2 separate regions of the Homo sapiens genome follow, and region 1 is linked to region 2. Evidence: read pairs that join two places in POLR2A ChIA-PET (ENCODE). Cell type or tissue: OCI-LY7. All regions are shown on one strand. Links, peaks and the distances in the headings refer to the core of each region. The heading gives the core; the rest is flanking DNA. Region 1 holds the start of LOC112268009 (a long non-coding RNA gene). Region 2 has its middle 15 kb from the start of SAMD9L.

Evidence for each region. Peaks named below come from ENCODE experiments on the same cell type or tissue, not always from the same donor. Only the 100,000 strongest peaks of a DNase experiment are listed, where the experiment ranks them.
Region 1: POLR2A ChIA-PET joins it to region 2 with 11 read pairs; 2 of 35 experiments call an interaction of 5 or more read pairs at or near these places.

The regions. Positions count from the first base shown.
Region 1 is chr7:92,657,691-92,674,295 of GRCh38, reverse strand. It overlaps CDK6 (cyclin dependent kinase 6), which reads left to right. Exons shown (of 8, transcript NM_001145306.2): 5 at 2,761-2,870. It overlaps LOC112268009 (a long non-coding RNA gene), which reads left to right and starts at 11,626. Exons shown (of 2, transcript XR_002956577.2): 1 at 11,626-16,605. In OCI-LY7, for the core only: no CTCF peak of the experiment used is centred there; no DNase peak of the experiment used is centred there.
Region 2 is chr7:93,154,707-93,171,311 of GRCh38, reverse strand. No RefSeq gene overlaps it. Among named protein-coding and RNA genes, the nearest start is that of SAMD9L, 15 kb to the right of the region's middle. RefSeq lists an enhancer at 5,554-5,623. In OCI-LY7, for the core only: no CTCF peak of the experiment used is centred there; a DNase peak (open chromatin) is centred at 5,691; H3K4me3 peaks cover 377 bases.

The DNA.
Region 1 (16,605 bases), core at 5,171-13,170, 500 kb after region 2:
ACAGGGTGGTGCTGGCATCTAGGCTAGGCCTTGTAGAATAGGTGAAATTTACATATGTGGAGAGGAGAAAGAAGAGTTGCCCAGGCTAGGAAAATGATATAAACAAAAGCATGGAGACAAGAGCGATGGGATATGCTTGCATAATCTAGTGGTGTTCAAACATAGCCAAGGGTGAGGATTAGTTGAAGAACTCAAAAAAAAAAAAAAAGAAGAAAGGGGGAGGCGCAGTGGCTCATGCCTGTAATCTTATCACTTTGGGAGGCTGAGGCAGGCAGATTGCCTGAGCTCAGGAGTTCGAGACCAGCCTGAGCAACATGGTGAAACCCCGTCTCTACTAAAATACAAAAAAAATTAGCCGGGTGTGGTGGCGTGCGCCTGTAGTCCCAGCTACTCAGGAGGCTGAGGCAGGAGAATTGCTTGAACCCGGGAGGCGGAGGTTGCAGTGAGCTGAGATCATGCCACTGCACTCCAGCCTGGGCAACAGAGCAAGACTCCATCTCAAAAAGAAAAAAAAAAAGGAAGGAACAAAAGAGGAAAACTCCAACCCAAAAAGTTCAGCCCACAGAAAGTCTAATTCAGTGGCACAAGATAAGACCTATACACCTAAGTTTTTCTAAAACCCCATGGGGATTTTGATGAACAGGCAGGGTTAAAAACCAGTGGTGCAGTATAGATGTGACTAGGATATAAAGGCTATGGAAGTTCTATGGGAGGTGATGCATTGATGGAAAATACTCTGGGAGGTGATGCATTGATAGAAAGATATGTTGGGGCCAAATGGTAACTTGAGTAACATTGTTTCAGTATTGTCAGTTTTGTGTTTTGTTTTTTATTTCTATTATATCACAACCATCCCTCCATTAGATATCAACCAGTATTACTTAAACAAAACTTGACCCATGTGTGAATTCAAAGCAAAATATGTTAGATGAGATATAGAGGGGGAACCTGTCAAGAATCTTTTTCCAATTTGATGTTGCCATATAATCATCTAAAGACTTAAAACGGTCATTTTATTATCACTCATAATCTTGTCAGTTGACCGGACTCAGCTGGCAGTTCTGCTCTGTGTGACATTGTCTGGGACTGCAGTTATATGGGAGGTCAGTTGGCTTGAATGTCCAAGATGGCTCATTCGCAGGCTTTCAGCTGAGAGCTCAACTGGGGCTGTCAACCAGGGCATCTTCATGGGCTTCTCACAGCATGACAGCTGGGTTCCAAGAGGTAGCATCTCAAGAGAAAAGGCCTAGGCTCAGGCTTCTTATGACCTAACATTGGTAGTCTCAGACATTACGTCTACCATATTCTGTAGGTCAAGTAAGTCACTAAGGCCAACTCAGATTCAATGGAAGATGAATAAAATCCATCCCTTGATACGAGCAACAGTGTGTGCAAATAAGGAGAGAAGGAAATTGATGGCAGCCGCCATTTATTGAGACTTGCTACTGCAATCTTAGCACACCAAGTAATATAGCATCAAAATATATAAAGCAGAATTTTAGAAAATTTAGATAGACATCCATAATAATACAACTAGACAAAACAATAAGGATAAAAGGGATCTGAATAATATAAAATTCTGACGTAATAGATTTATATTCTGAATTCCTTATCTGACAATAAAGAATGCACCTCCCAGGGTATCCATAGACTATCTGCCCCTTCCCCCACAAAAGGAATCACTTGAACCCCCCCTATGTACTCAAATCTGCAGCCTTAACATGATATGCTTTCTTCAGCCCTCAACCTGGCAGGAAAAATTGTTGTGTTTGTTTCATCTATTACTATACGCTGCTCTGTATTAAATGAGTTTCTTGTCTTTTTGGAATCCCTTCCTCTGCTTGGCTTTTTCACACATCATATGAACAATTGGGTTACACATTCTCTCTTAAGTTCTTCCCCACTTTTTACTTGTTTTCTGAAAAGAGCATCATGGAGAGGGGTTTTACTTTGATTCCCCAAGCTGTCACGGTAAGAGCAGTTTTGACATGTCCTGGGTGTTGTGTAGACTTCAGGGACACCATCCAGCAGCCCTGGCACCATCTTCATATATGTGTGTGTGTGTGTGTGTGTGTGTGTGTGTGTGTGTGTGTGTGTGTGTGTGTATGTGTCTGTGTGTGTGTGTGTGTATGTGTATATATATATATATATATATATATATGTACAGCTTTTGGGGTACAAGTGGTTTTGGGTTACATGGATGAATTGTATAGTGATGAAGTCTGAGATTTTAGTGCCCCCATCACCCAGGTAGTGTACATTTTACCCAGTATGTAGTTTTTTCTCCTTCACCCCTTTCTCTACCCTCCCCCTTTCTGAGTCTCCAAAGTCCATTACACCACTCTGTATGCCATCATCTTCTAATCTGCCAATAATGCTGGCCTGGGGATTGAGCTGTAATTGTTGCCATCACCTGTTTTCCATGTATTATTTTTTAAAGGCCCTTAAAGGGGGGGAGAAAAAAAACGGTTTCTAAGTTTAAAAAAAATTTTTTTGGTCTTTGCTTTCTGAAACTCATGTTATTATGCCATCCTAGTTAGACATAGAGTTGGAGGTGGGAACCCAGTTTGTGGGGATGATGTAATTTCCTGGCCTGTCAGTGATGAGTCCTATTTACCTATTGCTTCTAGCGCAGTGTCCTTATATGATTTATAGGAGTTCTTTCTGAACTACATCTTGTCATTAAACCACCAGGTTTAGTCAGGAGTCTAAGCCAACAGCCACCTTCTCAGTAACACTTGGATCCGCTTGCCATTGCAGGTCGTCACGCTGTGGTACAGAGCACCCGAAGTCTTGCTCCAGTCCAGCTACGCCACCCCCGTGGATCTCTGGAGTGTTGGCTGCATATTTGCAGAAATGTTTCGTAGAAAGTAAGAAATACATTTTGTTTCACTCTGCTTTCCTTGAAAAGAGACTGTGGATCTTTGTGAATTTGAGTGGCAGCATGGCATTTCTATCATTAGGGGTCATGATGGCCAGATCCATCTACCCCAGGCTACCACTTGCAAGCCTGTCCTGAAACCGCCTTCTCAGTGCTTACAGTGTTGTTTTATATGACTGTAGCTTGCAGCTTCTGGAAACTCTGCCTGGGAAGGAATACCCCACTGTTCTTATAAGTTACATTGTTTTACTGGTGATGATAGGACATGGTGAAAATAACACATATTTTCGCATTTTTTTAGTGAAGAAATATCTCAAAGTGGACTTTATCCATAGGAGGAGAACCAAGGCTGTTAAGTGTATGAAAACTTTTTTGATGGAATTTTGATAGTGAGAATAGTTGAAAAAAACAATATTTAGGCTGAAAAAGAATAGGCAGTGGGGATGTCAGTGCTACTTCAGAGCACTTTAAATGCTGCCGTGTACAGGAGAGATTAGATATATTCAGGTACTATAGAGGACAGAAACAAGACCAAGGATACAGAAATTACAAAAAGAAAGATTTTTGTTAAAAGGGGTAGAAATCTAATGATTAGACAGTTATCTGAAGAGTGGATTGGGGTTTGTGAGAATAGTGAGTTTTCATTGTGTGTCTAAGAAGAGGCTGGACCTCCACACATTGGTGATGTTTCAGTAGCATTTATAGGGTTGGTGCGTAGGCTAGATGCCCTCTAAGTTCCCTCTAAGAGAGCATGTGATTCGTTTGTTTGATTTTCAGGTCACAAGAAATAGCCAAATAATATAATAAAGATCTGCCAGGAAAATAATCCATATCTGGGTACTAAGTTCAGCCTAGTCTAAATTAAACAGAGAACCTAATCATAATCTAATCTTTTTTTTCTTTTCTATTTTTATTTCCATGGGAAAAGGTAAGTTAGGAAACAGTATATTCCCATTGTATCTTTAAAATGTAGCTCCATGGTAGCTCACAAGGAAAAGAAGTGGTCAGCCATTGCTTGCTTGTTGTTTGGTTGGTTTTAACCAAACAAAGTTTTGTGCATGTAACAAATTTTTGGAACTGTTGCTAGTACTCAGCAAATTCATCTGTGGCTCATAGGATAGGAGATCATCACAAGGAGATCAGAGTAAACAGATGTTTAATGCAGCCATACCATGTGCCAAGTATAGTGTCAAACCTCTTCTTTTATGCTACCTTTCTTAGTCCTACCAATAAGAACAAACTGAGATGGAGTGGTACATTTATTTGTCTAACATTAGGCAGCTAAGAAGTAGCAGGGGTATGAGTCCAAAGGAAGCTTGCAAGTTCTATTCTGGTGTTGCTTTTTTCCCAAGGAGCGGGGAGAAAAAGTAATACTGAAATCAGCTGCAGTGTTTGCCAAACAGGCTAAATTAGTGATTTTGAAAGTATGGTCCCTGAACCAGGAACCTCAGCATCACCAGGCACCTTGCTGGAAATGCAAATTCTCAGGCCCCACCCCAGACCTATTGGTTCAGAAGTTCTTGGGCTGGGAGCCAGCAACCTGTGTTTCAACAAGTCCTCCGATCCTAATACAGCCTCCAGGATAAGAACCCCTGGGTTGGATGACAGTATGACCAGGGATGGGCAGTCTTTAAAAGTCTGGCTCCCAGGCCTCTCCCTTGAGATTCTGATTCATTACTGGGCTGGGGCCAGGAATTCTTATTTTTAAAAGTACCTTCAGCGATTCTTTTCATCCAACAAGTGTAGAAGACATTGGGTTAAAGGCTTATGGTTAGAACCAAGAATAATTTACTGTCAATAGAGCAGAGTAGGAGTTAAGACAGTCATTCTACTTCATCGCAGGAATAACTCGGTACAGCCAAGAGTTGATTACAGAAATGCTTATTGGAATTATCTTTATGTGTCTAGAATAGTCTCAACTGTAAAGACAGAGTCCTTCAACAATTACAGACTTGAATACTAGTCATGATTGATGCTAAAAGTCAATTTTTTTAAGATGTTAAAAGAAAGATAAAATTTTATATATGTAGAATTAAGTATTCACTACTAAGGAATTTGCTGTATAGGCAATCTCCATTTGTGGAACAAATTTTATTTTAAAATGTTAAAAGCATTTTCCACTGAAGTGATAAGTGGTCACTGGATTCCAAGCCTAGCTTGCAGAATCCTCTACGACCTGGAACATATACAAAACACCCATTGTGCTAATTCATCAAAATTTTTTCTTCTGTGGGAAAATTCATTCTATGTTCCAATCCAAGACTAGAGGAATACTTATCTCTCCATCTCAGCATTGGGACTGAGAAGTAGGACTCAAATATTGGAGGCTCAGGGGAGGGTTCCTTTGATGATAGTGGCAGCAGTCTGCTTCAGTTTGCTGGAAAAGTGAGACATTGGGTAGAGATCCTTTGGCACTTCAAATGTGCACATAAGAAAGTACCCTTTCTCCAGAAGCCTTGCACAAAAATAGTAATTTGAGAAATAATTGCTTGAAGGAGGAAGCAGTATCAGAAACCAGGTTCATATGCCTTTAAGGCTGAAAGGAGAGTGAATCAAGGCCAATCATACCATCCCTCCTAGGGTGGCTACCCTGTGTCCTTGGTATTTCCTATGATACCCCCCAGATATCCATGTGTCATGCTTCTTACTTATGCCAGATGAGTTCTGGGGTCCATCACCAGCTTGACCTGGTTCTGACTTGACTCCTGATTCAGTATTGACCCAGTTGAGACTTCACAAGCCATAGGCTCTTAAAGCAGACTCATTCATTGCTTTAGGCTAATCCTAAATCAGGGAATCCTAGCATCTTTTATTTTTTGTAGAGATGGGGGTCTCACTGTGCTGCCCTGGTTGTCTTGAACTTCTAAACTCTGGGTACCCACTTGATGCTAAGGCAGTAGTTACCAAATTTTGTCCTTTCTTTATCACCTTCATTGTTTTTGCCATATTCTTATGAGACTGGTACTATTATTTACGTAGGTTTTTTTTACTACTCTCTGTCAGTTTACTTTTTTATTTAGCCTCATCCTAAACAAAAGTACAGTCATGTGTTGCTTAACGACAGGGTTATGTTCTGAGAAATGCATTGTTAGACAGTTTTGTCATTTTGCGAACATTGTCGAATGTACTTACATAAATCTAGATGGTGTAGCCTACTACACACCTAGGTTATATGGTATAGCTTATTGCTCTTAGGCTGCCAATCTGTATGACATATTATCATACTGACTACCATAGGCAATTGTAACACAATGGTAAGTATTTGTGTATCTAAACATAGAAAAGATACAGTAGAAATATGGTATAAAAAATAAAAAATGATTTACCTATATAGAATGCTTATCATGAATAAGGCTTGCAGGACTGGAAGTTGCTCTGGGTGAGTCAGTGAGTGAGTGGTGAGTGAATTGAAGGCCTAGGATGTTACTGTACACTGCTGTAGACTTTATAAACACTGTACACTTAGGCTACACTAAATTTATCTAAAAATATTTTTCTTTCTTCAATAATAACAACCTTGGCTTACTGTAACATTTTTACTTCATAAACTTTTTAAATTTTTTGGCCGGGTGCAGTGGCTCACGCCTGTAATGCCAGCACTTTGGGAGGCTGAAGCAGGTGGATTGCTTGAGCTCTGGAGTTCGAGACCAGCCTGGGTAACATGGCGAAACCCTGTCTCTACAAAAAAGACAAAAATTAACCAGACATGGTGGTGTGTGCCTGTAGTTCCAGTTACTTGGAAGACTGAGTTGGGAGGATCACTGGAGCCCAAGAGAGGCAGAGGTTGCAGTGAGCCAAGATCACACCACTGCACTCCAGCCTGGGCAACAGAAGGAGGCCCTGTCTCAAAAAAAAAAAAAAACTTTTTAAATTTTTTAACTTTTTGATTCTTTTGTAATGACACATCTTAAAACACAAGCAAGCCAGATGCAGTGGCTCACTGTAACCCAACACTTTGGGAAACCAGGGCAGGAGGATCACTTGAGTTTAGAAGTTCAAGACCAACCAGGGCAACATAGTGAGACCCCCATCTCTGCAAAAAATAAAAAATTAGCTGAACATGGTAGCACACATCTGTAGTACTAGCTACTCCGGAGGCTGAAGTGGGAGGATCACTGGAGCCCAGGAGTTCAAGATGACAGTGAGCTAGGATCATGCCACTACACCCTAGCCTAGATAACCTTGTGTCTAAAAAAAATAAATAAATAAACACAAAAACATTATACATCTATACAAAATCTTTTCTTTATATCCTCATTCTATAAGCTTTTTTATTTTTAAATTTTTTATTTTTTTACTTTTTAAACTTTTTTGTTAAAAACTAAGAAACACACAGATTAGCCCAGACCTACACAGAATCAGGATGGTCAATATCACTGTCTTGCCTGTCCACTTCTTGTCCCACTAGGAGGGCTTCAGGGGCAATAACATGCATGGAACTGTCATCCCCTGTGATAACAATGCCTTCTTCTAGGATACCTCGTGAAGGGCCTGGCTGAGACTGTTGTACAGTTAACTTCTTTTTATAAGTAGTAGTACACTCTAAAATAATGATAAAAGTATAATATAGTAAATACATAAACCAGCAACAGAGTCTTGTATTAGCAAATATTATGTACTGTATATAATTATATGTGCTATACTTTAATATGACTGGCAGCGCAATAGGTTTGTTTACACCAGCATCACCACAGACATGTGAAGTGAGTAATGCACTGCACTACAATAACGTTAAGATGGCTAGGAGATAGGAATCATTCAGCTTCATTATAATCTTTTAGGACCACCCTCACATATGTGGTTCATTCATTGTTGACCAAAACGTTATTATGAGGGTCATGGCTGTGTATAAAAATCAGAGATTTGACCGGTTATTTATTTGTCTGATACACATTAGAATAAATATATAACCACTAAAACTATTCAGAAAGTTCATGCATGTTTATCCCCTAAATCATCTCACATGTCACCAACAGTAATATGTCACATGTTGGAAACCCTATAACAAGTGTTCCATTCAGTCCACAATTAACTTATGGAGTGACTGTTGTATGCCAGGCCCACTTCTAGAGGGGTGACTTAAATCCTAGTAGAGAAAAAATCCATTGCCTGCACAATTAGTTAATTAACCAGAGGTGGGATAAATGCTGTGAAGAAGTGTAGAGTACTGTGAGTGGGTATAATGACAAGTCTGTTTTTGGAGAGGGAAGATTTCTCAGTGGAAGGCCAGCAGTTGGGATTAACCTTCTTTAGAGGTCGCATCCTAGTTGTTTATTTAAAATCTTTGAGGAATAGTCATTTATGTGTCAGCGAGGCTCACCATCCTCCATAACCTAGGGAGAAGAAAAGAAGCAAAGGGAGTTACCATTTGTCATGTGACAGGCCCATGCCTTGGCAGTTGGGGGTTGGGGGCACCTTCATGTGCATTATCTGCTTAAACCCCTATTCTGAAGACTTCTTTCCAGAGCTTACAGATAATGAACTAGACCTTCCACAAGGAGGGTGAATAACTTGCCCATGGGCATACAACAATCAAATGACAGAGCCAAGACCCCATGTCTGCCTGACTCGATCGCCTTTGATTTTTCTACTCTGCTGGGTTTCTGCCATTGCTGTTGTTTGACCTACTAGGCCATATTTTTTTCTGTAATGATTTGTGTATTACTGTGATGTAGCAGCAATGATATTTTAGAGTGGTCAAGAAGCAAATCACACATGTATTTAATAGCTTTGATTTAGAATCTGTCCTGTATTGGAAAGGTTGGCCAATTCTCTGTCATATTATTAAGAGGTGCATGTCTTTTGTTCAAAAATGAAATACCTAGGAAATATAAACTCAGTAAAGAGAGTCATAGGGCAGATGGTTGACAAAGAGCCAGAGAGTTTAAATATCATCTGTCACTGTTATCTGGGTTTAATAACTGCCCACACTGGCCCACAGAAGTATTCTACAAAATGGGTAAGAGCTACATTTTTTTATCTTTCTCCTTTAATTCTTCATCCAGAGTAACCCATCCTTACTCCACATTGAATTGTATTTTAATACTAAAAAAAAATTGTTATAAATTTGGTTAGTGGCCAACTAGTCAGCTTAAAGGATGAGATTGGATGGATGGATGGATGGATGGATGGATGGATGGATGGATGATTGGATGGTTGTGATAGATTGATTTTTAACTATACAGCAAAATAAATTCACAGTATTAACTCCCCAGGTATCTATTGGTTGCCTTGTAATCCTAGTTAGAACTGTCTGTAGTTTGAAAGTTATGGGGTTTTCCAGGTTACAGCAAAGTCACATAAAATGCACATTTAGAAAATAAAACATGCGGCCAGGCGTGGTGACTCACACCTGTAATCCCAGCACTTTGGGAGCCCAAGGTGGGTGGATCACGAGGTCAGGAGATCAAGACCATCCTGGCTAATACAGTGAAAACCCGTCTCTATTAAAAATACAAAAAATTAGCTGAGCGTGGTGGCATGCTCCTGTAGTCCCACCTACTCGGGAGGCTGAGGCAGGAGAATCGCTTGAACCCAGGAGGTGGAGGTTGCAGTGAGCTGAGATCGTGCCACTGCACTCCAGCCTGGGTGACAGAGTGAGACTCAGTCTCAAAAAAAAAAAAAGGAAGAAAAAAGAAAATAAAACATGTTTCTTTGAATACGAAGATTGTGGCAAGCAGATAGTAATTCTTAGAAGTTCTGAGTTGCCAGCTCTGCCAATCCATAGCTAAGAAATGCCAAATGCCACCAGGAAGAATATAACAAATAGAGTCACTGTTAGAAGGAAACAAACAAGGCTTCCTGATTTGTCATATATTGCCTCTTGTCTGGTGGCCTCTCTAGGCTTGTCGTCATTGATTTCTATGAATTAAACACCAGTAGCTGAGAAACTGACAGTGAAACTGTCCTTTGTGGGTCAGTGGTCAGTGAGCAAATGTCTTTAAAATGTCACTGACTACCTTGCCAATTTTCCCATTGGTTACTGTGTTGGTGCCTCCCCATAGTTGAGCACCCTCCCTAGTGACATCCAGGAAATGAGGTCCTTCACAAGCTGACCTGAACACCAGGGTGCCAGAAGGCACGCCCTAGCCTGTGAGAAGAAACCCATCATTTCAGGTTAGGTCGAAACACGTGCATGGAAACCAGGGCACTTTAGACTTTCAGATTTCTTACCTTTTGTTGGATATTTTCCTAGACTCTGTTTTTGTTTTTTTTTTCTTCCTTTAAAGAACCAGCCAAATGGGAAGATCTCTTTTTTTTTATTTTATTTTTTTGAGGCAGAGTCTCGCTCTGTCACCCAGGCTGGAGTGCAGTGGCACGATCTTGGCTCACTGCAAGTTCCGCCTCCCGGGTTCACACCATTCTCCTGCCTCAGCCTCCTGAGTAGCTGGGACTACAGGCGCCTGCCCCCGTGCCCGGCTAATTTTTTGTATTTTTAGTAGAGACGGGGTTTCACCGTGGTCTTGATCTCCTGACCTCCTGATCCGCCCGCCTCGGCCTCCCAAAGTGTTGGGATTACAGGCGTGAGCCACCGTGCCTGGCTGGGAAGATCTCTTTAAAAAGCATTTTTATGAGTGAGGAAATATCCAAGATGGTACCCAGGAAAAGGTCCAATTTTGGTTGAGTAATGCAAACAAGGTAGTTCTAAGTAAGAACAAATTAATACTTTGGTAATGTTATTAATATTGATTTTTTAAATTCTTTTTTTTTTTTGGAGACAGAGTCTCGCTCTGTTGCCCAGGCTGGAGTGCAGTGGTGCAATCTCGGCTCACTGCAACCTCCGCCTCCTGGGTTCAAGCAATTCTCCTGCCTCAGCCTCCTGAGTAGCTGGGACTACAGGCACATGCCGCCACGCCCAGCTAATTTTTTGTATTTTAGTAGATACGGGGTTTCGCTGTTGTTGCCTAGGCTGGTCTCGAAATCCTGAGCTCAGGAGTTCACCTTGGCCTCCCAAAGTACTAAGATTACAGGCATGAGGCACCGTGCCTGGCCTGATTTTTTAAATTCTTGATGTGTACTTTAACATGAATTTGAAAAATATATTTGTTTTCATGACATATATTGAGAAGCCACCACCAGACCTGGCCTTTCCCTGTGGCGGCATCTCTTGGTCCTCCACCTTCCCACTCCAGGGCACCTCCATTCTCATATCCTAGGTCTGCCTGTTCTGTGATCTTTACCACAAACCAGATTTTATCTGCTTAGTCTTCTTCTAACCATTCTATCACATATCATATACCACTCTACCATTCTTTCTTCCCTCTTACTTCCCAAGCCATTGCTTCCCTCTTACTAACAACTGCTGGTTTATTACTTCTTCCCATGTTCCCATCCCTGTTCTTAGCCCCCAATACCTCCCCTCGCTGACTCTCTACTTCTGTTACTCCTTTCAAATCTGACTCTTGGAATCCTTGTCACATAGGAAGAAGTTCCTTTCTTCCCCAAACTTTTACTCACAATCTTCTTCAAGGTAACTAAAACCCGGCCTTTTTCTGTAGGTGCTCTATCCCCTCAAGAAGGGAATTGCAGTGTTTTTAGCTATCTGCTTCTTGGGGGCACAGTTCCGCCAAAGCCTCCCAACTTCTCTTTGCAATCCTCTTACACTCCTGTCTCCCCAGTCCTAATGGCATGACCTGGAGATTTTCAGGACCCATGATTTTCCAGCAAAGAGTCACTACAGAGTAAGAGTAAATGTTACTGACAGAAGTGTTTTGCAAATACGTGGAGACAGAGCAGTTTGAGGGTCTTGATTGACTCAGCAGCTGCATCACTCAGCTTGCACTCTCCCTGTCCCCCAGCCTATACACAAGCATTTAGTGACCCCCGTGAGAATTAATGTTTTCTTCTCCCTTCTCATGACATTGTACATTAGGGACTTCATCATCCAAATGTTCCACCACTGAAAAGAAAGCTCTACTTAGAGACAGAAATAAGAGCAACTAGAGCACACGTGCTTGTTTAACACTTGCATCTAGGCTTTTGGTGGGCATGTTTCCTCCCCTCCAGCTCCCCTCCTTTGGTCTGAGACCCACTTCCATGCTAGGATTCACTTCTCTTCCCATCCCCACGATCCTTAAGCCCCAACCTACTTCCACACCCCCAACCCAACATTCAGCCCCATCTCCAGTTAATTAAGATGAGTGAAGCCCTCGAAGTGAGTTCCTTTTCTCTTTCAGTTCAAAAATTTCTCTTTATCTTCACCTTCTCCTTCCTTCCCTCCAGTTTCTGAGAAGGATGCATTCTCCCTGCTTACAAGGCAAATCTCCCTCAACCCTTGCTCTTGTTCCTACCCTGCTTCTAGGTTCTCACTTCATCCATCATCCCTTTCTGACTTGCCTCGTAAGAGTCAAATCATGCCCTTGTCTCTCCATTCTGGAAAAGATTCTCATTCCCCTTTGTATTCCCCTAGTCTTTCTCCTTCCCTTCATGCCCAGACTTCTTGAAAGAATAGTGTCTCTACATGTAGCCTCCACTTCTTCTTCACTTGCTCATTTCTTCATCCCTTCCCATCATAAAAATAATAGATAACATTTATTGCACACTTACTGTGAGCCACGCTCTGTACAGTTGACCCTTGAACAACATAGGTTTGAACTACACAGGTCCACTTATATACAGATTATTTTCAGTAAAAGTTACAGCAAGTGTGCCTGACTCTCCTATCTCCCTTTCCACCACCTCCAGCTCTTCCAACTCTGCCACCCATGAGACAACAAGACTCACCCCTCTTCTTCCCCTTTACCCTCAGCCTATTCAATGTGAAGATGAGAAAGATGAAAACCCTTATGATGATCCACTTCCTCTTAATGAATAGTAAATATATTTTCTCATTCTCATGATTTTCTTAATAACATTTCCTTTCTCTGCTTACTTTATTATAAGAATACAGGGTATAATACATACAACATACCAAATATGTGTTAATCAGCTGTTTGCTATTGGTAAGGTTTCCAGTCAATACTCGGCCATTAGTAGTTAAGTCTTAGGGGAGTCAAAAGTTATACATGGACTTTTGACTGCACAGGGGGTCAGCACCTTTAACCCCCATGTTGTTCGAGGGTCAGCTATATTTGGTGCTTTAAAATACACAATTTCATTTTAATCTCAGAATAACTTTATAAGGGGCACTGTTGTCATCCCTATTTGACAGGTAAGAAAACTGAGGCCCAAGAAGAGGCTTTGAACCAGGATTATTTGACTTCAGAGTCCTCCTGACACTTAAGCTGCTATATTAGAGGTTGATGGTGACCTCCTCATCATTGCATCCAGGAGCCTCCTCTCCATTCTCATTTCATTTGATGTCTGCAGCATTTGAATCTTGTGGCCACTCACTCCGTGAAAGCCTCCCTGTCCTCACTGTTGGTAAAAAGCACACTTCTGGGTGCCTCTGCCCATATCCCCTTTGCTGGCTCTTCATCTCCCTTCTCCCAAACCTAGGTGTTTACAAAGAATTCTATCTAGATAAGATATAGATGACCCTCAGATGGGCTCCAGGGCCAAACTGCAGTTTCTTAATGGACTGACTCTTCCACCAACCACCTCACAGATACCCTTTCTTCACTGAACCCATCTAACCAGCTTCTCTTACCTTCCCTTTTTCTGTTAATGGAACCCTCATCCCGCAGCCCCCCAGCTGGGTCCTCAGAGTCACCCTGGAATCATCTTCATCCTTCTGTATCCAAGTCCTGTGGATTCTGTCTCCATGGGGCCCCTCCAATCTGGCCCATTTCCATCATGACCTGCATCTCATTAATTGAGGCTGCCTTTAACAGTCACCCAGTAACCTGCCAATCTGTCTCCCTGTTTCCTGCCCATTCATGTATTTATGATAAATTAATATTCTTATTATCACTGTTTTTCAAAATCTTGCTAAGACTGGTGTAGGATCCTTGGCTCTCAAGACCTTTTGAAAGAAGGCTCCAACTCTATTCTGGCCATTGCATATATTATTCTCCAAGATGTCACTATTAGTGAAAGAGACCTACCTTTTGGCCCCAAAACATGCCTCAAAGTTTTTCTCCTTAGAACCCTTGCTCTTCTCTTGTCCTGGGTGCCCAGCTGCCTCTGTCATCTTTCAAAGGTAAATCTAGAAGCTGCTTCTTTAACGAAGAGGCCTGAAGCACTGTACTGTGCTTACAGTAGCCCCATAGCATTGTGTCTGTACCTATGTCAGAGCACTTTCCTGAGCCACTATCTTTCCATGCACACAAGTTGTCCACCATAGGTGCAGCAATGATGTCATGCAGAGCACGGTGTTGTTTCTTAGGAACCAGACATCTAAGAATGGGTTCCAGCCCTACCCCTACCAGCTTTGCCACTGAAGGCAAACCATCAACCTCTGGAACTTAGCGTCTTTACCTATAAAATGGAGAGGCTGAAATACCACATCCATGGAATTCAAACTGTGCTTCAGAGTTCTTAGATTCCCTTCCTATGCATAGTCCAGAGATTTCTCGGCCCTTCTTGTTCCCACACTCAGCTTTAATCAGAGTATCTTGCTTTCATCTTTTTTCTATATTGGGCTTCTGAGATTTAAAAAGACCCTAAAACACTGGAATGGATGATGTCCAAGATTCACTCCAACTCTGATATTCTTTGAGAAAGCCATATCTTGGTCATTTCTGAAACTCTTACTATGTCTAATATGACTAATGTTAATATGGAAGTATAAAATGTGAGTATTGTCTTTCCTGTACTCCCCTCCAAACTCCCAAAGATATCCCCCTGGATATACTTCCACTTCTTCCTTATTATGAATTCAAAAGTGTGTGTGTGTGTGGTGTGTGTGTGTGTGTGTGTGTGTGTGTCATGCCTACTTCTCTACCCTGCTATTCCTTTTTCTGAACATTTGCATTGCCATGTGGAATATCTATAAAAGTATAAACCAGCTCTGTCTGGGAGAAATGTAATGAGAGCCACAAATGTATTTTTGAATTTTCTAGTAGCTGCATTTTAAGAGGTAGAAAGAAACAAGTCGAATTACTTTTAATAATATATTTTTTTTACCACAGTACATCCAAAATGTTATCATTTCAACATGTAATGAATATAAATATATGGATGAATGAGATATTTTTACATTCTTTCTTTTTACTAACTGTTCAAACTCCAATGTGTATTTTACACTTACAGCACATCTCAGTTCAGACTTTTTTCAGCACATTTCAAGTGCTCAGTAGCCACATGTACTGATTGGACAATGCAGGTCTAAGTCATCAAATAAAAGGATAAATTAAAGAAGAAACAGAGACAACTTGCCATTTATTGGGAAGAGGGGAGAAAATAAGTCAGTGCCCTTCTCATTGAAGTCTCATTCTTCTGTGTCCCACATTGTCTTCTTTTCTGGTTGTGTAGGGGCTATAGATGTTGGGGCCCTTGCATGTAAAACCAGCCAAGCTGATATTGATGCAGCTGCCTGGCCTTCTTCTCCTGAATTAATGGTGCTTGAGCTCAAACTTGCAAGTATAAAGTGTTTATCGACACTAGTGGATCATCCTCAATATGTCCTTACTTTAAAAAATGCTTGCACCTGGGGAGCCTCATTGTCTCTGTGATCTTTCACTCCACGTGACACTTTAAGAAACAAAAATTGCTGTACGAAGGATCAAAGTAGGAGATTTCCATGCCTGTTAGTTTTATTTAATTTTAAAAAAATTTAAACGAAAAAGTAAAATAACATAGTCTGGTTGTAAAAACACCTAATGTTAATACAGAAGTATAAAATGTGAACATTGTCTTTCCTGTACTTCTCCAAAACTCCCAAAGATAGTCCCCTCGATATACTTCCAGATCTTCCTTGTTACAAATGAGAGAGAGAGAGAGAGAGAGAGAGAAAGAGAGAGAGTTTATAAATGCTAAAATACATAGGTACACATGTACATATGTAAATTTTTCTCACAGAAATGGGCTTACCCGATACTCTTCTGTACATTGCTTATTCGCTTTATTTTATCATAATATGTCAGTACCTAGAGATTTAACTCATTTTTAAACAGATTAATAACTGTCAGTTCATTTATTTCATAATTTAATTTCTTCTTGATGGACATTTAGGGGTTTTTTGGTCAAAAAATACAAACAATATTTACTGCAAACAGTGTTGCAGTAAAATCTTTGTGCTTATTTTATGGAGCATTCGTCCAGGTATTTCTGTACAGTAAATTCCAGAAGTGAAATTACAGGGTCAAATGACATGCAAATTTTTTAAATTGTGCTAGCTAAACCAAATTACCCTGCAAAAAGTTTCAACTAAACTCTGTTTTTAGCTTGAGGTGGGAGGTAGGATTGAGATTCTCAAAGATGAAGAAAGGTTGTCAAGAGTAAAGCAAGAAAAGAACTCTTATGTAAGCCTTGCTACCTTTTCTACCACTACATTAAAACAATATCAAGTGGAGGTTGGCCATGGTGCCTTACATCTGTAATCCCAGCACTTTGGAAGGCCAAAACAGGAGAATCACTTGAGCTCAGGAGTTCGAGACCAGTCTGGGCAACATGGTGAGACCCTGTCTGTACGAAAAATAAAATTTAAAAAAATCATCTGGGCATAGTGATGTGCTCCTGTACTCCCAGCTACTCAGAGGCTGAAGCAGGAGGATCACTTGAGCCTGGGAGATGGAGACTGCAGTGAGCTATGATTACACGACTGCATTCCAGGCTAGGCAACAGAGTGAGACTGTGTCAAAAATATTAAGTGGAAAACATAAGTGAATATGGTAATTTTATAA
Region 2 (16,605 bases), core at 3,463-11,462:
AATACCCTTCCTCATAGGTGGGACAAGGGTCTGACAAAGACTTTTCTCCTGGAGAGTAGGCTTTTTGTTATGGAGAGTATTTTGGGTGTATTTCAAAATGATTACTTTTTTTTTTCTCCCCGCTGACAGAGCTGTGAAGCAAAGCTTTTCTGGTTCTTCACCATGGGTTTCCCGGAGGTAAAATCCAAGCAAGCATGGAGGCCCTCCTAAGACTGAAACTTTCTCAGTCTCATGAGTTCACATAGCCTCCAAAAATGCATCTGAGGAAGAAAAATAGCTCAGAGCAGTCTGAGGAATGTGAGGTATGCAGAACTTATCAGGTCCAGAGAGACATGGGTATGAGACTTTAGTTAGGTGCCATCCAAAACACTTTAGTTAGGTGCCATACACAACCCCACCATCACCACCACACCCATGCCCAGTGGCAATTGTTTAAAGCATTTTGTTAGATGGCTGAATAGGAACAGCTCCAGTCTGCAGCTCCCAGTGAGATGGACGCAGAAGGTGGGTGATTTCTGCGCTTCCAATTGAGGTACCTGATTCATCTCACTGGGACTGGTTGGACAGTGGGTGCAGCCCACAGAGGAGGAGCCGAAGCAGGGTGGGGCATCATCTCACCTGAGAAGTGCAAGGGGTTGGGGAATTCTCTCCCCTACCCAAGGGAAGTCATGAGGGACTGTGCCTAAGGAACGGTGCACTCCAGCAGAGATACAGCGTTTTTCCCACAGTCTTCGCAACTCACAGACCGGGAGATTATCTCTGGTGCCTACACCACCAGGGCCCTGGGTTTCGAGCACAAAACTGGGCAGCTGTTCAGGCAGACACCAAGCTAGCTGCAGGAGTTTTTTTTTCCATACCCCAGTGGCAGCTGGAATGCCGGCAAGACAGAACCATTCACTCCCCTAGAAAGAGGGCTGAAGCCAGGGAACCAAGTTGTCCAGCTTGGCAGGTCCCACCACCATGGAGCCCAGCAAGCTAAAATCTACTGGTTTGAAATTCTCGCTGCCAGCACAACAGTCTGAGGTCAACCTGGGACGCTCAGGCTTCATTGGGGGAAGGGTACACACCACTGCTGAGGCTTGAGTAGGCAGTTTTACCCTCACAGGGTACACAAAGCTGCTGGGAAGTTCAAACTGGGCAGAGCCCACCACAGCTCAGCAAGGCCTCTGTGGACAGACTGCCTCTCTAGATTCCTCCTCTCTGGTTAGAGCATCTCTGAAAAAAAGGCAACAGCCCCAGTCAGGGACTTATAGATAAAACCCCAATCTTCCAGGGACAGTGCATCTCAGGGAAGGGGCAGCTGTGGGCATAGCTTCAACAGACTTAAACGACCCTGCCTGATGGCTCTGAAGAGAGCAGCGGATCTCCCAGCACAGTTTTCGAGCCCTGCTAAGGGTCACATTGCCTCCTCCAGTGGGTACCTGACCCCCGTGTATCCTGACTGGGAGATATCTCCCAGTAGGGGCCGACACATCACGTACAGGAGAGCTCTGGGTGGCATCTGGCAGGTTCCTCTCTGTGATGAATCTTCCAGAGGAAAGAACAGGCAGCAATCTTTGCTGTTCTGCAGCCTCCACTGGTGCTACCCAGGCAAACAGGGTCTGGAGTGGACTTCCAGGAAACTCCAACAGACCTGCAGCAGAGGGGCCTGACTGTTAGAAGGAAAACTAACAAGTAGAAAGGAATAGCATGTCCACTCAGAGACACCATCCGAAGGTCACCAACATCAAAGACCAATGGTAGATAAATCCATGAAGATGGGGAGAAACCAGCATAAAAATGCTGGAAATTCGAAAAACAAGAACACTTCTCCTCCAAAGGATCACAACTCCTTGACAGCAAGGGAAGAAAACTGGAAGGAGAATGAGTTTGATGAATTGACAGAAGTAGGCTTCAGCAGGTGGATAATAACAAATTCCTCTGAGCTAAAGGAGCATGCAAGGAACCTAAGAACCTTGAAAAAGGTTAGTTGAATTGCTGACTAGAATAACCAGTTTACAAAAGAACATAAATGACCTGATGGAGCTGAAAAACACAGCACAAGAACTTCATGAAGCATACACAAGTGTCAATAGCCAAATCAAGCAAGCAGAAGAAAGGATACCAGAGATTGAAGATCAACTTAATGAAATAAAGCATGAAGACAATATTAGAGAAAAAAGAATGGAAAGAAACAAGCAAAGCCTCCAAGAAATATGGAACTATGTGAAAAGACCAAATCTATGTTTGATTGGTGTACCAGAAAGTGACGATGAGAATGGAACCAAGTTGGAAAACACTCTGCAGGATATTATCCAGGAGAAATTCCCCAACCTAGCAAGACAGGCCAACATTCAAATGCAGGAAATACAGAGAACACCACAAAGATACTCCTTGAGAAGAGCAACTCCAAGACACATAATCGTCAGATTCACCAAGGTTGAAATGAAGGAAAAAATGTTAAGGACAGCCAGAGAGAAAGGTTGGGTTACCCACAAAAGGAAGCCCATCAAACTAACAGCGAATCCGTCTGCAGAAACCCTACAAGTCAGAAGAGAATGGGGGCCAATATTCAACATTCTTAAAGAAAGAATTTTCAACCCAGAATTTCATATCCAGCCAAACTAAGCTTCATAAGTGAAGGAGAAATAAAATCCTTTACAGACAAGCAAATGCTTAGAGATATTGTCACCACTAGACCTACCTTACAAGAGCTCCTGAAGGAAGCACTAAACATGGAAAGGAACAACTGGTACCAGCCACTGCAAAAACATACCAAATTGTAAAGACCATCAACACTATGAAGAAACTGCATCAATTAACGGGCAAAATAACCAACTAGCATCATTGCTAGTTGAATTGACAGGATCAAATTCACACATAACAATATTAACCTTAAATGTAAATTGGCTAAATGCTCCAATTAAAAGACACAGACTGGCAAATTGGATAAATAGTCAAGACCCATCAGTGTGCTGTGTTCAGGAGACCCATCTCATGTGCAGAGACACACACAGGCTCAAAATAAAGGGATGGAGGAAGATCTACCAAGCAAATGGAAAACAAAAAAAAGCAGGGGTTGCAATCCTAATCTCTGATAAAACAGACTTAAACCAACAAGGATCAAAAGAGACAAAGAAGGCCATTACATAATGGTAAAGTGATCAATTCAACAAGAGTTAACTATCCTATATATATATGCACTCAATACAGGAGCACCAAGATTCATAAAGCAAGTCCTTAGAGACCTACAAAGAGACTTAGACTCCCACACAATAATAATGGGAGACTTTAACACCCTACTGTCAACATTAGACAGATCAACGAGACAGAAAGTTAACAACGATATCCAGGATTTGAACTCAGCTCTGCACCAAGTGGACCTAATAGACATCTACAGAACTCACCATCCCAAATCAATAGAATATACATTCTTCTCAGCACCTCATCGCAATTATTCTAAATTTGACCACATAATTGGAAGTAAAACACTCCTCAGCAAATGCAAAAGAACGGAAATCATAACAGTCTCTCAGACCACAGTGCAATCAAATTAGAAATCAGGATTAAGAAACTCACTCAAAACCACACAACTACATGGAAACTGAACAACCTGCTCCTGAAAGATTACTGGATAAATGACAAAATTAAGGCAGAAATAAAGATGTTCTTTGAAATCGATGAGAACAAAGACACAACGTACTAGAATCTCTGGGACACATTTAAAGCAGAGTATAGCAGGAAATTTATAGCACTAAATGTCCACAAGAGAAAGCAGGGAAGATCTAAAATCGACACCCTAACATCAAAATTGAAAGAACTAGAGGAGCAAGAGCAAACAAATTCAAAAGCTAGCAGAAGACAAGAAATAACTGAGATCGGAGCAAAACTGAAGGAGATAGAGACATGAAACACCCTTCAAAAAATCAATGAATCCAGGAGCTAGTTTTTTAAAAAGATCAACAAATTAGATAGACCGCTAGCCAGGCTAATAAAGAAGAAAAGAGAAAAGAATCAAATAGATGCAATAAAAAATGATACAGGGGATATTACCACTGATCCCACAGAAATACAAACTACCATCAGAGAATACTATAAACACCTCTATGCAAATAAACTAGAAAATCTAGAAGAAATGGATAAATTCCTGGACACATACACCCTCCCACGTCTAAACCAGGAAGAAGTCGAAACCCTGAACAGACCAATAACAATTTCTGAAATTGAGGCAGTAATTAATAGCCTACCAACCAAAAAAAAGTCCAGGACCAGACGAATTCACAGCTGAATTCTACCAGAGATACAAAGAGGAGCTGGTACCATTCTTTCTGAAACTATTCCCAACATTAGAAAAAGAGGGAATCCTCCCTAACCTATTTTATGAGGCCAGCACCATCCTGATTCCAAAACACAACAAAAAAAAGAAAATTTCAGGCCAATATCCCTGATGAATATCCATGCAAAAATCCTCAATAAAATACCGACAAACCGAATCCAGCAGCACATCAAAAAGCTTATCCACCACTATCAAGTCGGCTTCATAACTGGGATGCAAGGCTGGTTCAACATATGCAAATCAATAAATGTAATCCATCACATAAACAGAAGCAATGACAAAAACCACATGATTATCTTAATAGATGCAGAAAAAGCCTTTAACAAATTCAACAGCCTCCATGCTTAAAACTCTCAATAAACTAGGTATTGATGAAACATATCTCAAAATAAGTTACCACAAGTTGCACAATGTGACCTTCAGCCATTATCTTCATGGTCCTGGAATGTGTGATACAAAGAACAATGTATAGCCAACCACTAATCAATGTTTTTTTTCTGTAAACCAATGAGAATTCCTGATGAGCAACTTTGTATAATCCCATTCCTGTCCCCCCTCTTCACCTTTAGAAACCTGCTTGTAACAAAGGCCAAATGGGGAGCTCATATCCAAATTTACTGAGGTCTGAGTTTTCTGGGCAACTGTTCTTACCTTGGCTTAAGTAAACTCTTTAAAATTATACTTTGTTCCTCAGCTTCTTCCTTTAGGTCAGCATGTCAAAATTACCATTTAAGTGTCATTATCAGTTTATTGCTCCTATGGATTCTGGTCCAGGTAAGCTGATCTCAGCTATGATTCTCTGTATTTGCTGGTGTCTCCAGATTTCAGGATGACAGTTTATTTTCTGACCTCAATTTTCTGAAGGTTTCAAGAAAAGCAATTGATTTTTCATTTTGTTCAAGATTTTTTTTGTAAAGATGGAAGTGACTATTTCCAAGCCCTCTATGTGTCAGAGATGAAAGCAGAAGTCGAATTTATTTTTTTATTTTATTATTTATTTTCTTTTCTGCTCCCATACTACAAGGAGAATTTATTTTTTAAAAAACAAAACTTAGCATCTAAAATTCCTTCTATGCCATATATTTATGTAATTGTAACCAAAACTTAGACATATTAAAATTTTAATGAGTTTTTTGAACATTTAACAATTCATGAATTACAAGCAGTTTAGCACTTTAGAAAGAGGGTGTGAGGGCAAAACTTTTATAAGGTGCTCATGGAAGCAAGACAAAGAAAATATTTGATTCATTAAAGTGGAAAGTCCCTAGTTAAGGGTTAGTTGGCAGTATCTGATCAGTTAAGCTAAAAGTTTCATTTTGCTATTTACGATGAGTTGGGTTTCAGTTTGCTTATATAGTTGGAAGTTTCTGATTGGTTAAGCTAAAAGTTTCATTTCACTATTTACAATGAGTTGGGTTTCAGTTTGCTTATGTAGGACCTAAGGCCTAAACCCATCTCAGCCTAATGGCCTCTCATTAATTTTGTAACACAAGTTTTTAAATCCAAAATACCTATGTTACACATATATATATATTATGTGTATATATGTACATACAATTTATTTATCTTTCCTTCAACTGTTGGATTTGAACTTTTTCTTGCTCTTCATTAGAACAATAAATATTCTTTTTTATGAACTTGTGTCAGTTTCTTTATGGCATAAACCTAGAAACTGAAAATCTAGATTAGAGACGTGAGTATCAACTTCTCTAGATACTAATTACTTTAACAACTTGTATTTCCAACAAGAATCTGAGAATTCTGTTTAACCTACTTTTTATAATACTTTTCCTACATAATGAATGTGAAATATTACCTTTTTGTAATTTTGACAAGTATTCCCCTTATTACTAGTGAGGTCGAGATATTTTCTTATATTTATTGGCCATTCAGGTTCTCTCCTCTATAAATTGATTTTTTACATATTTTAACCATTTTTCTATCAGGCTGTCATTTTGTATTGATTTGTAGGAACTCTTTCTATGCTGAATATTAATTCTTTGTTGATTTTATAATCCTGTGTTGATTACGTAACTTACTTTTTCTCCCTTATATGGTATCTTCTGATACAAAAAGTTTTTTTAATGTATAAAAATGTATTGGTATTTTCCTTTATGGTTTGTATTTTTGTGTCTTGTGGCAAAATTATTTTTCAATTCTCATGTTTTAAATGTTTTCTTCTGAAATTTTTTCCATTTCATATTTAGGTTTTTAATTCAACTAAATTGTTTTGTCAATTTCACCATGTAATTCAGTTTTCACTTCATATATTTCAAGGCTATGTTGTTACACACTCACAAATTCATTATTATTATATTCTCTTGGTAGAATGTTTTTTATCCCTATCAAAGTTTTCAGTCTTACATTTTATTTTATTTTAATATTGATATATCCTTTGTCTGGTTATTATTTGCCTAGTATATTTTTCAATACTTTCTTTCAAATCTCTGTGTAGTTTTTGTTTTAGTCGGATCTTTTATAAACAACATATAGTCAACATGATAGACTGTACTTCAATAAGTGAATTCAACTTATTTACATTCACTGTGATAACTATATATTCTTTTTCCTTTGTAATTCATGTTTTCTGTTTACCATCTTTCTTCCCCATTTCTTTTTTATTTCTGTTCCTCCCTTCTGGTAGATTAATAAAGTTTTCTACATTTTTTTTTATCTCCTACTCTCATGGAAACCCTAGACTATATTTTTCTTCCCTTAGTTGGCATCCTATATTTTTAATACATATATAGTTTTATTTTAAAATCTGGAATTAATCCACATCTTTATAGTCCTCCTAGAACACTACAATGCTTTAACATCCCTTCATCAAAGCACACACATTCAACCCTTTAATCAATTTGTGTGCCTCCATTTTTCTTAATGTTGTGTGTGACTCCAATTTTTCAAGTCATTTGTCATCCCTCTAAGTCTACTTCTCTTCCTATTAAAGTACATCAAGTAATCAGTTCTCATTGAAAATCAATTAGTGGTAAATTCTAAAGAAATGTGTATGTCTGAAATGTCTTAATTTTGACCTTGGAATTGTGGTTTACCTGAGTGTAAGTTTCTAGGCTGATGAATATTTTCTCTCAAAATATTGAATATATTACTTCCTTGTCTTTTTTCATCAGTTGTTTCTGATGAAAGTTCTGTACTCAGTCTTGTATAGATAATTTGGGAATTTTTTCCTTTGAGAGTTTGAAATTTTTCCTTTTTATACTAAATGTTTTTCAGTTGCATTATGCTATGTCCAGCTATGGATTTATTTTTATTTTATTTGTAATTTTTAAAATCTCCAGGATAAAAGTTCATGTCTCTCTTCAATTCTGGGAAATAGCAGAAGTAACATATGTTACTTTGCCATTATTTTCCTTCTTCACTTTTTCTGAAACAACAATCAGACATTTGTTGAAGTCTCTCAAACTCTTCACCATATATTTTAATTGTCCTTTCACATATTTTTATTTCTTTTTTCTCTGTGCTTCATTTGGGTAAATTCCTCAGAAACATCTTTCAATACACAAATTTTATTTTTTTTTAACCATAACTGGAATTTAGCAAACCTATTGAATATACACATATATGCATAAAATACATATAAGATGTATGAATGTGTATATCATATATAAAGTACATATATAACATTATGCATATATTATATATAATACATATGTAATGTAGACACACAATTTATATATATAATTTCCAAGATTTTCAATTAACTTTTTCTTATCTATCTTTAATTTCAACTTTTTAAAATAATTTCTTGTTCTGTTTTTATTAATATCCCTACATTTATTTCTTTGACAATCCTAAACATGCTTATTAAAATGTAAATTTATTTTTATTTGGAATGAATTCATAGTTAATTTTGTCTGTCCTTTTTGATCTTAGCTGCTTTGTGTGTTTTTGAATTTTGTTTGTGAACTCTTAAGTGGATTCTCTGTCTTTTTTTTTTTTTTTTTTCAATCTCTCTTTCTTTCTTTGCCTGTTTACCAGTCCCAATTTGGCAGATTTGCAGTTGCCTCCACCTGGCATCCAAGATGTTCATTGTGATGATATTGAAGTCATCACTGATGGAGTCTCTGGTGTGTTGGTTCAGTTCCTGGTTGGTTCCCGATTGTGGTATGATGTCAGTGTTCTCACGACTTCCTGAAGAAGCCCAACTTCACATAAAGACTGATGGCATCCCTACCTACTGTGCTGTGGCTGTCCAGTGATTACCTTGTGGCCTGTTGTCTCTGTACGGATAATTCTCTATGTTGCCTTTGTGATCCCTCCAAGCTCCCTGATGAGCATGGTCCTGAAGTGTAACAGCAATGCCTTCCTTGCTCTTAGTGGGCAGTATAAGCCCATCACACAGTACCATTTCTTGTTTACCAAGTCACCTCTTGGTACTGGTATGGTGGGACTCTTGGCCAACTCACTTCCATGACTGTTGAAATCATTATTTGTGGTTTCTAAAGGACTTTTTTACACATAGCCTTGTCTTATATGATCTTAATAGGATTCCTGTCATCCTCATCTGAATAGATGGAGAAAATGAGAAAAAGAGCAGTTAAATGTCTTGGCCAAGATCACAAGACTAGTATTTATATTGACGAGTCAGGACTTTCCAGTCCTTCTCATAGGGAAAGGAGGCAGGGAAATTTTGGGCAGAAGAGAGTGGGTCCCCAGTGAGGACCCCACCCTCAAGCCTGGAACTGTGGCCCAAAGTAAGAACTTGCATTCCTGTTTTCCCCCTCAAATGTTGCCTTTTCCAAAACTACCCATGGCCTGCTCTGCCCCCATCCTGTGCCCATAAAAACCCCAGGCTCAGCCAGCAGGAGGAAGAGAAGCAACTGGACAACAGAAATTACAGTGGGATGTCAGAGAGAAGTGGCTTGACTTCAGAAGGACAGCTTGATGGCATAGCTTCAGAGAGGAGTCTGGCTGGGGATGGCTAGACTTCAAGGGAAGATTACCTTCCCGCTCTGTCCACTTTTCAGCTTCCTTTCCCTCTGAAAGCCACTTTCATTGGTAATAAAATCCCCTGCATTTACTATCTTCAAGTCGTTTGTGCCACCTCATTCCTCTTGGATGCTGGACAAGAACTCGAATGTGGATGCAAAAGGCTGTCACACTGACCCTCCACTGAGCTGTTAACACTTAAGCCATCCGTGGATGGCAAAGCTAAAAGGGCACAGTAACACTTCCTTTGGGGCTTTTGGACACCCTCCCCTAGATGCTGCTGTGGGGCTAGTATGGAGTTTGCTCTTGCTGGTGCCCAAAAGTGCTCACCCTGGCTCCAGCACCTGCTCACCTGCTCTCCCCCTCCCATAAGGGGTGAAGCAGCTAGTGAGTGGAGTTTGCCCTTGACAGTACCTGTGTACTCTAGTTCCCGCCAGCAAGGGAGTCAGGGAGATATCTTGCTTCACTTCCAGGATAATAAATCTTTCTTTATCTTGAAATGGATCTGATGCATTTTTGTGTGGAATGCCATATCAGTAAATCACACATTCTGTAATCACTCAGATGGTATGAGCTCTGGAGGTACTCAAGGCAGGGAAGACAAACACATATGCAGAGAGAGTATCAATTGTAGTAAGGATAAATTAGTCGAGGGTGGAAGAGGTCTGATATAATCAACCTACAGTTAAGTGCCTGGCTGTTATCACTGAAAGACGGTGTCATATGCAGGCTCAGCTCTGGTCTATGCTATGCAGGTGGGCCAATAAACAGTGGCAGTGGCAGGGCCAATAAGCCAATTTTGTGAGACAGAGTCCCTGATATTGGGCACATAAATAATCTCCAAATCTATTATCATGGCCATCCATTCCAAGGCTCATTGTGCAGACACTGCAGTAGCTAAAGAGAGAAGCTGTTAACATCTGTGTGATGAGTTTCTCTTTGTGGTTGTCTGGTGTCTTCTCTTCAGTAGATGCTCTCCGGTGCACATAACGTAAGACAAAAGGATCCACAAAGTGTGTAATCACTTCCAAAGGTCCATTCATATGCCTCTTCCCCAGACTTACTTGTTTCCAATATTACATTTTGCTCCCTCCATGCCTCCTCTGCTCAAGGTTTTATTTATATCCATACTTCAGATTATTTCCCCCTCCAAAAAATCATGACCAACTGCACTGCTTGTAGCTCTGCCTGCTGGAGGGCTTGCCCTTCACCATTTGTTGTCAGGGTATCTGATGAGTGTGACTGTGATATGGCAACTGTCCATTTTTTTGTTAGCACCAACATATCGAACTGACCTATCTGTGAACCAAGCCTTTAGTTTCTACTTCTCTCAGTTAGTCATGAGGAATTCCTATTACACCACAAATCTAATTTGAAGGAGAGGCAATAGTAAAACTGAGATAAGTGATGTGGAGTTCTGTGTCACCTCTTTATGTATTACTTGTGACCCCTGGACCTGCTCAGATATGATCTGAATGTGTCATTCCACCATTTGACAGATGGCTGTTGCATTTGCTTGACATCATGGCTCCTATGATCTGATAATATCCAACTCATGTTGGAAAACTCTAGTCACATAATCACTTGTGTTAGTTTGTTCTCACACTGCTAATAAAGACATACCAGAGACTGGGTAATTTATAAAGGAAAGAGGTTTAATTGACTCAAAGTTCAGCATGGCAGAGGAGACCTCAGAAAACTTACAATCATGGTGGGAGGGGGAGCAAATACATCCTTCTTCTCATGGTGGCAGGAAGGTGACATGCTGAACAAAAGGGGGAAAAGCCCCTCATAAAACCATCAGTTCTCATGAGAACTCACTCACTATCACAAGAACAGCATGAGGGTAACTGCCCCCATGATTAAATTACCTTCCACCAGGTCCCTCCCACAACACATGGGGATTATGAGAACTACAATCCAAGATGAGATTTGGGTGGGGACACAGCCAAACTATATCATTTGTTATCTCATAGTCAGGCACTCCGTCTCTTTTACAGCTCTTTTTTAAACATCAACTTGTTTTCTGCACAAAAGTCCTGCCAGTACTCCAGAATCCTGGAGAATCTGCAATGTATTTCTCATATTAGGCCTTCCAAGGGACTCTGAACAGCATTTTAATCCACAATAAATACTTTGAGCATTATGGGATCTGCTGGGCCACATGGCCTGAATAGAAGAGCAGCTGACATCATGTTTTGAATTTTCTACAAACCTCTTTATTTTTCTGGACTCCACAGACCATAAGATCCCTAAAAACTTCATTGCTGTGATAAATTCCCAGACTCGTTTGGTATATCTTCTAACCCTTTCGCATGTGTTTATCTTACTAAAGAATTCCGAGTACTTGCCACTTCCTGTCCTCTAGTCCAATTAGCATGATGTCATCAACATAGAGGACAGATAGGATGTTCAGTGGAATATCAACATGATTAAGGTCCTTGCAGACTATATTAACAGACTTAAGGTAGCCATGGATTGCCTGTATGAATATAGACTGCTCTCCTTCCAATGTAGATGCAAACTGTTTTTGATTGTTATTACTGATAGAGATTAAAATAAGTCCATTAACTACATCAATAGCTACACAATTAAGTGATAGCATTGATCTATTGCAGTGAAGACACCAAATCTGGCAGAGCATCTGTGATTGGGACTACCACTTGGTTAAGTATATGGTAGCCCACTGCCAATATGCTTGATTCATCTACTTTTGTTGGGGGAATACAGATGATTTGAACAGAGATTTATTAAAAGGATCATTACTTATTGCTTCTTTAACTTTTTGATAGTAATTCTCATTTCTGAAATTCTCAGGATGAAGCATTGCATCTGATTTACTGTCTTGACAGGAGGATATGGGGGCAATTCAGGAACTTCTACTTGGCCCTTTCTACTGTAATGGCTCTCATTCTGTATGTCATGGAATCAGTGTGAGAGTTGGCAAGCTGATAAGAATTTCACAATTACGTACTCGAGGACTAGAGAAATAACCATTGTGAGTTTGAAAATGCATTGGACCCACTTATGAGATAGACTTGTGTTAGAATTCTATTAATCTTCTTACTCTAAGCACCCCACTACTCTAACCAGAGGACTACAATGGTGTTTTAGATCTTAGGCATCAGAGTCAGCTTGTAACCTATATATAACAGCCTTCAAAAGGTATAGGTAATCCTGTACTTTTGCAGACTGAGGCAAATAAGTGCATGTCCCTGTGGGGAAAGATTGGGAAATTATTTCTTATATTTACTTGCTGTGACATTGCAGAGGCCTTCCTCAAGAGAAAGCTCTCTTCAATCAATGGACTCTAGATCTATAAACTGGTTGAGATCTTCAAAACTGACTGCAGTATCATAATTTTCTAATATGTTGGCTGAAATCTGCTCTCCAGCTCTTTGTCTTTTTGATTATGCAAGTTTGGCTATACTTGTCATACTGTTTTGGCTGCCTGTGCATCTTATTCCTAGAAACGAACTGTGACCTCTTAAACATAACCACAGACCCCGGTCACCATTCTGGTCTTGCTGCTCACTATTATTGTTTCCATCTTGCTTCTTTATTTAAGTGCTTCCCTTGGGAAATTGCATTTCCAGAATACATTCTCTAATGCAAATATCCATTTGTATGGAGCCCAGTTCTTGCGTGTATCTCCTACTCTCTTTTTTATTTTATCATTTCTAATGTTTTTAGAGATGTGGTCTTGCTATGTTGTCCAGGATTATCTCAAACTCTTGGCCTCAAGCAATCCTCTTGCCTCAGCCTCCCAAAGTGCTGGGATTACAGGCATGAGCTATTGCATCCAGCCATACCTCCTACTCTCAACCCTGGCCCTCAGCAGATAGCCAGCACTGAGCTTGTCAAAAAGTCCAGGATCCTCTGCATCAGTACATTCCGTATAGCCTTAAAGAAAGGAGTGCCCTCTTATCCTTAAAATAAGGAGTGTTTTATTTCTGGGAAAAATATGGAAATAGTGGGTTATCTGGGATCATGTAATAAATTTATTCTAAATTACTCTCTTTCCTGAGCTCTGTGACATTCTTCCAAGGCAGTTCCAGCATTTATTTTATTTTAAGATATTATATCTGGGCCAGGATATTAAATCCAGAGTCATGAAAAAGTGTCCACTTAGAAATAAATTTCCCCATTCATATATTCTGCCCATTTTCACATCACTATCCACTATTACATATGTTACCCTGGTTTCTGATGGTAAATATAAGACAAGTCTTGCACTTTGTGGGGTATGTTTTCTCAAGCTCTATTTTCCTGCTGAATCTATCCTGAAAGCTGGCCCCAGTTATTGGTCTGCAGGCAACGAGAGAAGATTGAGGCAAATCTCACAAAAAAAATAAGTATTGTCTTGTTCCAAGTGAAATCTCTACCAGTTCTCTTTGCAAGGAGAGGCCACTATCCTCTGATATGGGAAGAAGCTTATTCTACCAGCCCATAGGATTCAAGGCAGTACAGGTATTCCAGATTCAGACCTTCCTACTCATATATCTCCATCCCAGGTTCTAGGGCTCCACTGTTTTCCTATCACAGCCCTGAATGACATCAAATACTTACAGAGGTGTTACACTCATATAAAGTTGACTATGTAGCTCTTCTACCATTAAAATTAGATTCTGTGCCTGATTTTCAGTACAGTCTTGTCCAGGAGCTTCAGAATTTTTTTTTTTTTAATTTTAAAATACTACCATGTAGGACTTCTGATTTCGGAGACAGTCTTGAGTTTATAGTTAGCTAATATAAACCTGTCATTTGATTTTTCAAGGCTGCTATAATCCAGTCCAATTTAGAATTCTTACACTGCTTTTTTAACACCATCTAAGTGCTGAAACTACAGCATAAGCCAATGTTTCACTTTCCTTCTGTGCCTCATGCTGATTGCATGTCAGGAATTTTCACCACCAAATTTACCATCACTACTATAGTCCTTACCACTTCCTGACCAGTTCCAGAATCCCATGCTGTGAATTTGCTTTCTGGGCCCATTTTGGTGCCAACTGTATTAGCCTCAGTTTCCTCCCCACCCCATCCCTACACTCCAGGAAACAGAGCTTGTATGCCGATAGTTTATTTTGGATTTGAGCCCAAGGAAAAGTAGTGGGGCCCTGGGGAAAGTGAAACAGGGAGGGGTGGAAAACCAATACAAGAAATGTGTTATTGCTCTGGGCTCAATCTTGCCAGGACCTACTGAGGAGGTGGACAGAATGCAACTAAGAATTTTTCTGAGCTGTGAAAAGGAGAAAAATTTTCCACCAGCTTCTGTCCTCTATTAGTCAACTGTTGGTTACCCCTGTGACTTTTTATGCTCCTCACATTTCCCAGATGCTCATACATGAATACCACAGGGTTCCAGCAGTTGTCACCTATCGTTCCTGGTGCCCAAGAAGCCTGGAACATAAAGTGAGATGTACGCAGTCACTGAAGTAAGGTACTGTCAGGTCATATTTGCACAAAACTTGTTGTCACAGCAATGTTTATGATAAAAGATAGACAAAAAGAAGGTAAAGTGGGGCATAAAATGTCTTTGATACATATAATGTGCATACTGAGAAATGTTTTTTCATACCTGGTCCTTCATCTGAATATTCAATGTCTTTCTGACTGTGGTTTATATTAGTTGCTGATTTCTGCCACACACAACCCGTATTTCCAACATGGTCCCAAGACAACAAATTTTACTGGAAGCTCTAGGTAATCTATACTTTTGTTTACTCAGCTAGCTAATGACATATTTTTAAAATATTACGGTGGCTCACACCTGTAATCCCAGCACTTTGGGAGGCTGAGGTGGGCAGATCACCTGAGGTCAGCACCACACCAGCCTGGCCAACATGGTAAAACCCCGTCTTTACTAAAAATACAAAAATTAGCCAGGCCTGGTGGCACACACCTGTAATCCCAGCTACTCAGGAGGCTGAGGCAAGAGAATCTCTTGAACCTGGGAAGCAGAGGTTGCTGTGAGTCCAGATCATACCATTGCACTCCAGCCTGGGCAAGAGAGTGAGACTCTGTCTCAAAAAGTAAAATAAAATAATACAATTTCCTAGTGTTACTGTATTATTTGGTGTGAGTTTGGTCCATGATAATATCAAACTTAAAGATATTCTGTCTAAACTTCCCTCTTCCCAGAAGTCATCAGCATATTTACTTTCCTATATTTTCCCATATTTTAAGAAGTTTCATTGTATAAGCCTCAATTTCTTCGGCGTCACTTTTTCCTCCTTTCTCTTCTTGCTTTTACTATGCCAGAAAAGTAAGTATATTGAGCCAGAAAACTTTAAGACATTAAGAAGTTAATTTTCACAGATTCCAATTTCACTTAAGAGAATCTATGCTTTTTAGGAGTCTTTGAATTGCAAATAGACATCTGTAGAAGAAATGGCTAATTGTCTCCCAGTTTCTGTTCTCCTGTGATATACAGCCATAAAATATTTAGCTGCACTGCTATATGTAACTGTGTGACTCCCAAATTTTTTGTGTCAATTTGAGTGGGCCATACAGTGTCCACATTAAACATTGTCTCTAGGTGTGTCTGTGATGGTATTTTAGCATCCAGAACTGGTGGACTAAATAAAGTTGATTGCCCTCCCCAAAAGGGTTGGATATCATCCAGCCTGTTGAGATAATGAATAGAACTAAAAGGAGCAGAAAGAGGAATTCACACCTTTTTTCCTTCCTCACTGTGGGTCTCTGGTTCTCAGGCCTTCAGACTTGCACTGAATTACACCACTAGCTTTCCTGGGTCTCCAGCTTACAGACAGCAGACTGTGGGAATTCTCGGCCTTCATAATCACATGAGCCAATATAATAAATCTCCTTATAGATAGATAATAGATAGAAAAAATATATATCTAAGATTTCATATATAGATATATACAATGTAGCTATAGATACAGATATAGATACATCCTATTGGTTCTGTTTCTCTGGAGAACCTGAAGTAATATAGATTTTGGTACTGAGAGTGGTTCTAGAGGAGTAGAATTTTAAGGATAAGTTTTCTGAATTGGTTCTTGGGTTTTAGGACTGAATTGTGTGAAAATGGAAGGGAAGTTTGGAAAAGAAAGAGGAAAAGTCATTCATTTTATTCTAGACATTCTTGCCCTGGTTGTACACTAGAACTACTCAAGGAGCTTTTAAAGATTATTGATGCTTGGCCCTATCCCTAGAGATAATTGATTGTCCAATAGAGTTCCTGAGCATCTGCTTTTTTGAGAGCTCCCCAGAGGTCAATGCACACTGTGGTTTAAGAATCCCTGCTCTATTGTGGGGGAAAAAATGAGATTATAGAGGTAAAGATTAAGAATCACTGCTCTATTGTGGGAAAA